3 separate regions of the Homo sapiens genome follow, and all the other regions are linked to region 3. The links are chromatin contacts, found by Hi-C or POLR2A ChIA-PET in ENCODE. All regions are on one chromosome and are shown on one strand. Each heading gives the region's core, a stretch centred on a gene start or an enhancer-like site at or near the end of the contact. The rest is flanking DNA. Distances are from core to core; before and after follow the strand shown.

Region 1 (4,119 bases), core at 1,106-3,605, 450 kb after region 3:
CACCTTTTCTGCGTTTGTCCCTGGGCCTAGATTCTCACCAGATGGGTTTTATTTGATGCTGTATATAGTGACTTAACTTTCCACTCTGACTCTGGCATAACAAGCAAGAAAATAAAAAAGTTTTACCCCAAAATATATTTCCTTGCCATACCTTGAAATCGTCCTGCAAAGTCTCTTGTGGGAAAAATCCACATTCTATAGAGAATCCCCTTTCCGCTTTGTTTTCCTTCCTTCCTTCTTTCCCAGGAGATAATCAACTAAGAGCCAGGCATCCTTTTAGGTCAGATAAGCAACATTTTACAACCTGCTCTCTCTTTCTCTCTCTCTCTCTGAAGTCTGCTGAAAGATTCTTCGGCACAAGAAAACTTGGTCTCCACAATCCTTTACCTTAACCTGAATATTTCTTTCCATTAATCCCAGGTCTTTAGATAAACTCAACCAATTGTCAACCAGAAAATGTTTAAATTTACCTATAGCCTGGAAGTCCCCACTCTGAGTTGTCCTGCCTTTCTAAACCAAACCAATGCATTCCTTAAATGTATTTGATTGATGTCTCCTGCCTTCCTAAAATACATAAAACCAAGCTGTACCCCAACCACCTTCGGCACATGTTCTCAGGACCTCCCGAGGGCTGTGTCACGGGCCATGGTCACTCATACTTGGCTCGGAATAAATCTCTTCAAATATTTTACAGAGTTTGACTCTTTTTGTCAACACCCACATTTTCTTAAAAATCACATAAGAAAGAGTGGGGCTCTCAACTGTTATCCACAAAAAACTGCAGGACAAGGGGGTGGAGAAGCAGGAGAAGAAAACTAATTAAAAAGTAAATGGGGGAAAATTAGCTTGGAAAGGGCTTGCTGAACTGCTGACAGCGTGGAGTACTGAGGTGAAAAACAAATGCGAAAGAGATTTGGCAGAATCCAAAAAGAACACCATCAGAATGAGCAATGAGGCCACAGCTAACTGCCTGCTATAAGTCAGAGTGAGGAGTCAGTAACATACGTGAAGATAAAAAAGGAAGTTCCCTGGACAAGAGCGAGCACACAGACTAGAGCAAAGGAAAGAGGAGGGTGAGGAGGGGAGAAGGCTGATCCCTGCTACAGAAAGCAAAAAACAGCAGCAGCGTGCATACACATACACATACGCACTAAGGACAGAAAATCTAACCCAGTGTAATCTGAGGCCCTCTTAAGGAAAACAGAGAGGAGACCAAATGTAGATGGGGCACAATGGGCTGGCTAAGCCATCACAAATCAGCTCTTAATTACAGACTGAAGCCTTCCTGGTGTGTGGAGCAGATTTCCTGGCACTGGCGGGAGACATCCCCCCACCAACCCCAACAACTATTATTGGGCCATCCTGCTCCTTTCCATTAGTGCAGGAAACAAGGCAGAGACACCATCTTGTGTGCCTTTTATCTGAGCCATTTATGGCAGAGACAGGTCATTTCATTTGGTCGGGGTGGGGGATACATGGGAAAGAAAAACGGAGTGAATGTGCCCAAGGACACTACTCTGAAACTAGAGCTGCATTTGGAAATGCAGTCTCCTGAAATGAGAGGCTGGCGAAGAACTAGTTTTCCATCGAAGAGCATACAGCTATGCAACACTATTACACTGTAATTTCATGCAGAATATAAAGTCCTACTTACCATTCTGAGCCTCCTCAACTACTCTGCTGGTCCTCCTTCCAAGAACAGGGGTACGTATGTCATGCATTTGCTGCCTTCACAAGATAATGAACTTGCAACAGCCCAGGTACTGTGGCATTACTTAATAATGCTAATATTAGTATTTATGCTGTGCCAAGCTCCATTTAAATTCCTTTACTCCTATGAATTCAGTTGTTCCTCTCAATAACTCAACCAAGTAAGGGAGTAGTGCCATCTCCACTTCACAGAGGAAACAGGTCAAGAAAGTTCAAGAAAGTAACTCTCTCGCTCAAGGGACAGGAGGCAGGAACAAGATTTGAAACCAATACTCCTAACAACTTCACCAGAAGTTCCCAAATTCAAACACTCCCACTTTACTGTGTTTTTGTGATTCCGTAATTTTTTCAGGATCTCCTAAAAGAACTCATAAAAGCTCCATTTACTGAGTAGTTAGGTCCCAACAACTTAGTAGTGATGGTTAAGTGGTGCCTGACAGATGTCTCTCTGTGTTTCCTCAAAGTTTTAAAATATCCCATGCCAGCCTTGTGACTTTGCTGTGGCACTCCGGGGCACCTCAGGACAGTTTGGAATTCACACAACTATACTATCCCGGCTTCCTCATTCTGGTGAGGAAAAAGCATTAGGGTGCAATAATTGAACTGTCTGTTCGTTAAAGTAGATGAGTCACCGGCATGGGAGAGAGAAGAATCCTGTTAACTTCCTTCTTAGCCATCAAAAACATCTGAGCCCCTTAGCTCTCACAGCAGGTTTTCCCACCTGGCCCAGGTGGGCTTTTCCAGCCTTGTCTCCTGCCACTCCCACCCCTACAGTAAACTGTGCACTGCAGAAGCAGCTACACAAGCCTTGTTGCCCACCTTGGGCCCCTCTGCACCTGCCACATGTGCTCTCTTCTTGCTTTCTCGCTCAGCCATTTCCTGCTCCTGGGTGACTGAGCTCCTCCTTGATGAAGCCGCTGCACCCCGACAGGTGGCTCGCTGCTACTTCCTCTGGGTTCCCAGCCCACTCCACCGCACTCACACCTCCCTGGGCTTCCTCAAATTCTCTAATTACTGGCCACTGACATGTCCATCTCCCCTGGCCCTTTGCTTATCAACTTCTGCAAAGTAGGACTGGGATCTTACTCATCTCTGTGGCTTTCCCAGAGACTATGGACAGTAAATGATACACAGCCTTTAAGAAGTTTTAATTAGTAAAGAATGGAACAACAGAATGAAGCATTGCTTAAGGAACCACGTGAAGTATAACAGAATCAATGAATAAAAGAAAGGATGTGGCAGGCTAATCGAATGAATAGTCCCAATTAAGAGTCTCCCTGTATCCCATTCCCCTTGCAATAAGACTCAACAGCAACTCCCATCAACAAGTCTATATCCTTACCCTTTGAATCTGGGCTAGTCTTGCACCTTGCTTTGGCTGATAAAATGCAGAAGTCACAGTACACCAGGTCCCAACCTGGGCCTCCAAAGGTACTGCATGCTTCTACTTCCTTCTTAGAACCAAGCAGATGGCCTGGGCTAGCCTGCCACAGGACGGCAGACCATGTGGAAGGGAGCCCCGTGGAACCCATCCTAGACCAGATCCAGCCAGCCTACCCCTCAAATACATAAGAAAGCCCAGCTGAGACCAGCAGCCTGACCCCTCACCCTGCCCCCTGCATCAGTAGTGAACCCAGCTAAGACTAAAAGAACGACCCAACTCACCCACAGACTAGTGAACACCAATGAAGGCTTACTGTTTTAAGCCATTAAGTTTTGGGACAGGGTGTCATGTGGTAACAGTTAACTGATACGTTGAATTAATGAACAGCCTAATTTATGATAGTGAAGTTCCTAGGAGGCTGGGGTTATGAGTCTTTGTTCTGTGTCAGACTGAGAACCACAGTTCTTAAACATGGTGTTGCAACAAGTCGAGATACATCAAGATCTGCTGTGGGGGCATTTGCACAAAGTATTTCTGAATTTTGCAAGTGATTAAGTTAGTGTAGATTCATCATCACCCTCATCTATACCACTGTGACTCACTTAAGCTTTCTTGAAAAGGAAAGTGGAAGAGTAGGACCAAGAACCTGCTTCTCATTTCCACTGACACCTTCTGCCAGCCAGTAATAGTAACAGCAGTGTTTATTAATCACCTGTCTTATTCTCCCCCTATGTACATCATCTGTCACATGAACCAGCTCTCAAAGAATCTCAATTTTTGGTGAAGATGTCAAATCCTTTAAGGAAAGGGCAAGGCATAAGAACATCTTTAAACATCTAGTACTGTACTCACATCTAGCATACAAAAGACATGGTCTTCTGCCCTCAGGGACTCATCTGGTGGAACTAAACAGTCCTTTTCTCTCAGAAGAGGACCAAATAAGAGCCCAGTCTTATTTTTTCTAACTGTAAGTCAGAAATCCACAGCAGGAGGTGAGCCCCAGGGCTTGTCTTCTAAAATGAAAA
Region 2 (3,810 bases), core at 641-3,140, 420 kb after region 3:
ACGTGTGTATAAAATTTTACATACTTTTTTAAAAACAAGTTTTTTTCCCCTTTTGGAAAGAAAGAAGCACATGTATAACTGAGTATGATTTCCTGTGTCTGAACTCAACCTGCACTGAACTGAACTGTTGCTGCACATTTTTGGGAATCACGATTTGAAATCGGCATACTTCAGGGCACCTTCCTTGAGTGGGTCACAAAACACAACTCCACTTTCTCCACCTCACCTAACCCCATTCTTGCATCTCATCTATACTATCAGGGAGACCACTTCAGTGAGACCACTGAAACCTCAATTCAATGATCAGACTCTTGTCACTCAACAACAGGTCATCTTCTACAGACCAAGTCTGCTCTGCAAAACACAGCATGATCTAAATTCCATTTGCAATTTTTTTCCAAGTATTTGTGTGTGTATGTGTATGTATATATATATGTGTGTGTATATATATATGTGTATATATGTGTATATATATGTATATATGTATATATATGTATATATATATTTGTGTGTGTATGCAAAGTATCAGAAAAATACACACTGAAATGTTAATTGTGGTTATTGCCTGGAGTAGTAGACTTATGTGTAATTTTTTTCTTTTTTTGCTTGTCTACAGCTTCCAACTTTTTCTATATTAAACATAAAAGAAAAATAAGTTACATCCCATATGTGTATTTTTTTACTCTTTCTGATTTCAAAAAGAATTCTGAAAAAAATTCTTTAAAGAAAAAGCAACAAGTACACAAAGATTCCTTTCAAAGTGAGGGCAGTTAGAGACAAGGGCAAGAAGAAGAGCAACATAACCTCAAGAAGCCAAAGGTTAAAACTCACCAGCATGCAAGTGCCAGTGTCATATTTATTGGCTGGAGGGAGGAACACAATTGGCTCTAAGTTTACTGGCTTCCATAGAACATTCCTCCCCATCCTCTTCACCTCACCCCCACCAGCCTTAATTAAGTTTTGTTTAGGGAAAGATGAGAATATTTTTCAGCATTCCCTGAACTCACTCCCACATGAGATCACATGGTTCCTGAAATGTGTTCAGGGAGAAGGAGCTAGCTGCAAACACAACCAATAGAGCCCTAACTATACTAACCCACTGACTCCAGGGGAAAGTGTGTCTGCATACACCAGCTCAGAACCCCCAAAATGGCATTGCTTTAATTTCCTAAAGATGCCTCTCTGTGTGCAATTCACTGCTTATGAAGGCAGTGGCAAAGGACATTCAGTCCATGACAAGACCATATCTGGGAGCTTCTAGGGCCATTTCAAGGCCAAGGCACACTTTAATGGAGAGGTCCCAGAAACAGTGCTTACCATAAGCTGTCATGACTCCAGCGTATGGCCCATCCACCACATTCCTGTTTTCTTCTGCCAGTGCCTTGATGTACCTTTTGCTGAGGTCCAGGATCTGCTCGCGCAGCATGGAGCTGCTTTCAGGCTGAGTTCGCTGCTGGATGGTAAAGTGCAGAAGCATCATACCCCAAATGAAGCCAAAAGTCACCAGGAAAAAGCCCAGCTTCTGAGAGGACAACTTCCACGGAGTGAAGAGAGCCATTGCTCTCTGGCAACTTCACCTGTCCTTGGCTCTTAACGCGTAGAAGATAGACACAAATTCATGGTGTAGGTTGAGTGTGAGAGTCTGCTGGTCTCACTCTGGCTCCTGTGTCAGCTGGTTGCCTTTCCTCACTTCCATTCTGCTGTGAAGGAGGAGAAGAATTAGCCAAGTGGTCATGGCACAATACAGCAAAATAAACCAGAAGCCATGTTTTCACTTGAATACCTCTAAGTAAAATGTCAACTCTTAAATTTGCTGGTTCAATATCTTATGATTCAGGAACTGTAAGCTGAGGGGAAATCTGGCTAGGCAACAAGAAGCTAAGCAATTATGAAGGGGGAAGTGTGCGTCTGCGTGTGTTAACAGGTGTAGTGGGGCTGTTCCAGCCTGGACCAAATTCAAAACAGGAAGTTTGTTTTGCAAGGTGGGGAGGAGACAGAAGGATATTTGGCGGAATGTCAGCAAAAACGGGGAGGGTGGAGTCATATCACCATCAGGCCCTTTTGTGTGCCTGTAACTTAAGCTTACAAAGTCATTATTATGTGCTTCTGGCAAGGACTAGAACATGCAACTGGTGAGGTGAGCAAGAAAGTGGATGCCCCCTTGGGGGTAACTAGACAAAGAAGAGGTAGATTGCTACATCTTATTTGAGCATGGCCAGCTTTCACCATCAGTGTTTAGTGATGAGATGGCTCTCTCAGGGCCACCAGGCAACCTCTCTAGGTGCACCAGCACAGAGAAGATATGCCAGAGGTACAAGCAGGGGTATTGCTTTCCCAGCTACATGAGGAAAAGGTACACCTCACTGCTCACTTGCATGCTGTAGCACAAGAAATGTGGAACACCTGGCAGGCAGATTTTCTGTGGTTCTCACTTTCACTCCCACCATGAGGCAAAATGAGACATTAAAAGGCAGAGTAGTTTCAATATTAATGCAGCCAGATCCTATCTAATGCCAGCACAGACCAGGCCACTCTTCTCAATCAGGGCTTCCCAACAAGTAGGACCTGAGCATAGGTTGCAAATGGTTACCAGCATGCCCACCCCTTCAGCCAGAGTCCTGGGCCCAATACCAGTCAGCTTACGAATAGCGCCATTTTCTAAGTGCCACTCAAGGGAGAGGCTGAGCAATGATCCGATCCCTTATAAGAGACTAACCCAGGCTGTACTTCAGAGTGTACATACATGCTTCAGTCAAAGGATTCTTCTTTGCAAGCGGCCCAAAAGAAAATGGTAGCAGGATCTTGAAGCAATTAGCTTTCAGAGCCCTGGATCACTGTTGGTCTGCCTCTTACTGTTTTCCCATTGCCTATCAACAGAGTAAAAATAAATTATAAATTCTAGCTATATCCCAGATATTGTGACATACCATCTTTTGTGGCTTTGCTCACTGAATCCTCAGAAGTTCTATATGGTAAGAAGTATGAATATTATCGTCTCTGTTTTATTAGAAACATGAGAAAATAAAGGTAAAAGGTGATTAACTTGGCAAAGGTCAGCCAGCTATGTGGCAGAGGACTGATCATCTAGGCATGGCCCAGGGGTTATTAAACCATGCCCCACCTTCCCTACATCATCCTCACTCCCCCAACAGCCTGTTTGTATATGGCAGAGAATGATATATATATGCTTAATGGGTCATGAAAAGCAATAAAAAATATGTAACAGATACTCTTTGTAGCCCAGAAGGCCTAAAATATTTACTATCTACCTCTTAACAGAGAAGGTTTGCCAACCTCTCAATTCTAGACCAGTGGTTCTCCAAATGTGGTCCCAAACTCAGTAACAGCAGCATCACCAGTGAGAAATGTGAATTCTCAGGCCCCACCCACACCCACTGAATCAGCAACTGAGGAGATGTGGTCCACAGCCTATCCTTTAACAAGCCTCGAGGTGATTCTGATGCACACTCATGTTTCAGAGCCCTTGACCAGGCAGCCTGATTCCAGACCCATACATTCCATCACTATTCAACACCCACCACAATGCCTATTAAAATGAGGCTCAACCTCTGTCTTGTACTATCATAACGTAAGTTCCTCTGCCCCATCACACCCCTCTCCCACTACGTACCTGCTGGTCTGCTCATTACCATAAACCCTGCACATGCTTCCTGAGAGGCTTCCCCTTCTTCACTCGGCTGCTCCTCCCACCCAGCTGGCACATGAGTGCTCTCTATTATGCTGACAATCAAACCCAGCCTGTTTGCCAGACCCCAGCTCTAGTCCCACCACCTGCCTCAGACCACTTTC
Region 3 (3,832 bases), core at 1,018-3,517:
CATTCTGGATGGATGAAGGCCCTGTTAGTGGACCAAGGGGATATAGATGGTGAGCAGGCTTAGGGGTTATTGTGGGTTGGGAGGGAGCTGATAAATTCAGCTTTAAGGCCAGGCACAGTGGCTTATGCCTATAATTTCAGCAATTTAGGAGGCTGAAGTGGGAGGATCGCTTTAGTCCAAGAGTCTGAGATCAGCCTGGGCAACAGAGTGATACACTGTCTCTACAAAAAAAAAATAAAATTAGCCAGGCAGGTGTGGCTGTGGTCCCAGCTACTGGGGAGGCTAAGGTGAGAGGATCACTTCAGTGAATCTTATTACTGCACTTTAGACTGGGCAACAGAGTGAGACCCTGTGTATGAGCTCACATAGGCACGTGTTGGTCTGCCTCCAATTTTCCCTCCACTCAAAGGCAGTAAATACATAAATTTGGTTTTGTACCTATGCATATCATAGAGCCTGTGGGACATTCAAATGGAGGTAAGTAGTATATAGTATGTGGTCATAGCCATTTCTAGAGTCCAGAGGTACAGAAATTCATGAACTTTCCATATTTTTATTCTTATTTAATGTCTCCACTCTGTTCTTCTTCAGTAAAGCTAAACCCTTAAAATGGGCAGGACTTAGGAGGTTTTGAGGCAGAAATAGCAACAGCTAATACACTTTTTGTTACTTTTATAATTTATAGGACACTTTTTATAATCCAAATACCATCTTATCATTGCATCAGTCTGATGAGGGGTGGTGGATGAACTGTCACTGACATGAGGGTGATGATAATAATGAATAATAATTATAGATAACATATATGAACATTCACCATGCCAGGCTAGGCTCTGAGCACTTTACATTTATTAGCTTAGTTCATCCTCACAGTAGCCCTATAAGAGTTGCTTTTATCATCCCATTTTACAGATGAGTCAGCCAAGTTCCAGAGAGGTTGAGAAGTTTGTCCTAAGTCACAGCTAGAGAGGGGTGGAGCTAGGATTTGGACTCAGATGGCTGGGTGTGGCTCTAAAGCCTGTGTCAAGCCCCTCAGGGGTGGGGCTGTGGCCCATATTCATGCTCGTCAACCCCAGTTCCTGTGTTCTTTCTATTCTGTGACCACTGTCTTTCCAGGGGGTGGGGAATGTGGAGGAGGTTAACAATGGCATTTCATAGCCAGTGGTGGGAAGAAAGGGATCCCAGAAGAGGGTGGTGGAGGTATTGTCAGCAAGGAGCAGAGAGCTGTGGCATCCCTGGGGGCTGCAGCACCATGCAGCAGCAGCCATGTGCAGAGGAGTTTGTTTCGGGCTTGAACCCAGGGAGGTCAGTGTTCCTGTAGAGCCAGGCTGGAGACAGAGTGGCCAGACATGGGAGAGGGAGGGCAGCGCCATGGTCATCTGTGGCTGGATCTGAAATGGTTTGGGGAGAAGTAGCAAGTGATCCTGGACTACAGGAGCCAGGAGTTGGGGAGGGGTGGGTCTCCTTGCTGCAGGGGTGTCTGTGCTCCTGAGAGTCAGCTTAGAATCTCAGGGCCTGCTGAACTGGCACCACTAGTAGTGAGGATTCTGCCACACGGCAGGACTCACAGCCTTTGGGAGCCTGAGAACTACGGGCCAGGTGCCAGTCTTTGCCTTATTTGCTCTTAGTCTTTGCTGAGGGCCAGCTCACTGCTGGTGAGGAAAGGAGAAGCAGTCCCCAGTCCCAATCACTGGGCTGCTGACACGGCTGGACAGGGACACAGACATCGTTCCCAGAGGGGGTCCTTTGAGAGCAACCTGGGGTGCAGAGGGCAAGCCTTCCACAGGGCAGGGATTGAGTTCCTAGAGTCCTGTGAAGACCCAGCAGCTGATAGGAAGAACGGGGCAGTGCTTGAAAGAAAAGACATGAGCCAGAATATCACAAGCTGACATTTTGTTTATGCAAGCACTTATGTGGTGTTGGTTTCAAAGTCCTTTAAAATCGGGGACTTTAATGTCAAGTAATTGGCTCTTTATGGAAAGGTTTCCAGTTACAAATGGGGAGCAGGTGATCTCAGATTCCAGCCAAACTCAGTTAAAAGGCCAAGTCTTTGGTTTTCTGAAATCGAAGCTCTGGGGTCCCATGACATGCCTTCTTTCCTCTTGCCTGAGCTCATTAATGCACCTTTCTGTGTCATTTGCTGCTGTTGCCCACAGCCATGGTATTCCAGCAGCTCTCAGTGAATTTGATGAACGTCACCAGTGCTGTTTTGCTTTTATGTATTGACAAGTGTGCCTGATTGTGGTTTTTCAGAAGCCTGCTCTGTAGGCGTGGCTGTTGTGGTAGAGGAAGGGTAGTATCAGGGCAAGATTGCTGGAGAGGGAGGGGAGAAGCCCAAATCTTGCCCAGCCCTGCCAGTGTTCCCCCACGTGGGGTCTGCCCTTTGGAAGCACAGGAGGCCATGCACTTCTAGCCATGGCGACTGCCCAACTCCTGTGTGAGATGCTGCGAGGTCTCCAGAGTGACCTTGAAAGAGGTATTGTGAAATTCTTAAGAGCTTGAAGTAAAAAATTAAACTCTTACTTTTTTTTTTAAAGGTGCCATTTACTCTACTAGGAAGTAGAGTTGTGAAATTAAACACTGACAAGATGTTCTAAACCTACCCTGGAGGAGGTAAATTGCTATTTTGAGAGAAGGAGCCACGTCTACTAAAGTTCCCATGTTTCAGTCACTGTGGCTGCACAGAAAATCATCCCAAAACACAGTGGCCTAAAACAGCAGTAATCGCTCTTTATTGCTTATGGTTTCGGTGGGGCAGGAGTTTGGGAGCCCCTCATCTGGGTGGTTCTGGCCCAGGGTCCCTCATGGGGTTACAGTTGGAGGGTTGCTGGGGCTAGGGTCATCTCACAGGCTTCTTCCTCACATGGTGCCTGGTCAGGGAACCCTTGAACAACCGGGGGCTGGAACAGATGGGGCTGTTTGTCCATCTCTCTTCTCGTAGTCTTTCCACCTCATCCCTCTAGCATGGTGGCCTTGCAGTTGCCAGACGTCTTCAGTGATGGCTCTGGGCTCTAAAGGCACATGTCCCAAGAGCCAACCAGGTGGAAGCCGATTTGCCTTGTGTGACCCAGCCTCAGGAGGTGTGCTGCATCACTTTTGCCACATTCTCTCTTGGTCAAAGAAGTTGCAGAGGTCTGCCCAGGTTCAAGGGAAGGGAAACCAGACCCACTGTCAGTGACGGAATGTCAGGGTCACACTGAGAGAGATGCACATGGAATGGGAACCACATTGGCATAGCCATCTTCAGAAAAACAATCTGCTGCGCCCCAGGATGGGGAACTTGGTTGGAATTAACTTGTTATAACTGATGAGCTTTGGAATGAGGGTGTTAGAGAATCTGTACTAGGGATCTGATTTGTGTCTTCCATCTGGAGATGATCAGAATTGAAAGCAAAAAGTAAAGGATGTAGAGGTAGCTGGGCTCTTGACTGTTGATTCTTCTTTTCTGTGTGATGAAGGATAGAACTAGGACTGGAGAGACTCGGTACCTTGTGACCGAGGAAGGGACCTCGTGCCCAAAGTAGGAGGGAATCTCCAGGGGAAACAGAAGCTCAGGAACACATGAGTGGGTATCAAGAGGGTTCGTATTTGCTGTGGTGAGGGACTTTGGTCCTTATAGTGCCAGCATATCCTGGTCGTGATCAAAGGACTTTTCATTGAGTCCCCATGGCCCCTCCTGTTCTTTGGAAGTGAGGGGGAGCAGCCCCAGGCTCTGCTCTCACAGATGCCTCTGCAGTGAGGATGTGGCCACGGGGCGCCCTGGCTTCTTGTTTGAGTCACTCCTTGGCGGTGGTCTCTTTCATGTAGCTCATGCTGGAGGCTGTGAGCCAGT

Evidence for each region. A loop is a pair of places that touch in the nucleus more often than their neighbours do. ChIA-PET counts read pairs that join two places held with the same protein, here RNA polymerase II (POLR2A). Pooled maps may share reads with other maps.
Region 1: a map of CD4-positive, alpha-beta memory T cell shows a loop between it and region 3 (3-fold over the local background). The contact joins two enhancer-like sites. A Hi-C loop is called at or near these places in 1 of 168 maps with a recorded cell type or tissue (CD4-positive, alpha-beta memory T cell) and 5 of 50 pooled maps. POLR2A ChIA-PET finds 5 or more read pairs at or near these places in 1 of 52 experiments (Panc1).
Region 2: a pooled map shows a loop between it and region 3 (4-fold over the local background). The contact joins the promoter of MGAT5 here to the enhancer-like site in region 3. A Hi-C loop is called at or near these places in 1 of 168 maps with a recorded cell type or tissue (CD8-positive, alpha-beta T cell) and 5 of 50 pooled maps. POLR2A ChIA-PET finds 5 or more read pairs at or near these places in 1 of 52 experiments (activated CD4-positive, alpha-beta T cell).

Annotation. Positions count from the first base shown.
Region 1 is chr2:134,217,672-134,221,790 of GRCh38, reverse strand. It overlaps a transcript of MGAT5 not described here. Among named protein-coding and RNA genes, the nearest start is that of MGAT5, 34 kb to the left of the region's middle. RefSeq lists an enhancer at 2,772-2,841 and a silencer at 3,746-3,815. Within about 2 kb of position 2,355, at least 11 of the 41 ENCODE cell types and tissues checked have a DNase peak (open chromatin) inside an H3K27ac peak, as active enhancers do.
Region 2 is chr2:134,252,152-134,255,961 of GRCh38, reverse strand. MGAT5 (alpha-1,6-mannosylglycoprotein 6-beta-N-acetylglucosaminyltransferase) reads right to left here and starts at 1,890. Exons shown (of 16, transcript NM_002410.5): 1 at 1,318-1,890. The coding sequence starts at 1,558.
Region 3 is chr2:134,668,951-134,672,782 of GRCh38, reverse strand. The region is part of intron 2 of TMEM163 (transmembrane protein 163); the gene reads left to right. Among named protein-coding and RNA genes, the nearest start is that of TMEM163, 48 kb to the left of the region's middle. Within about 2 kb of position 2,267, at least 9 of the 41 ENCODE cell types and tissues checked have a DNase peak (open chromatin) inside an H3K27ac peak, as active enhancers do; they include CD8-positive, alpha-beta T cell, where a contact is called at or near this core.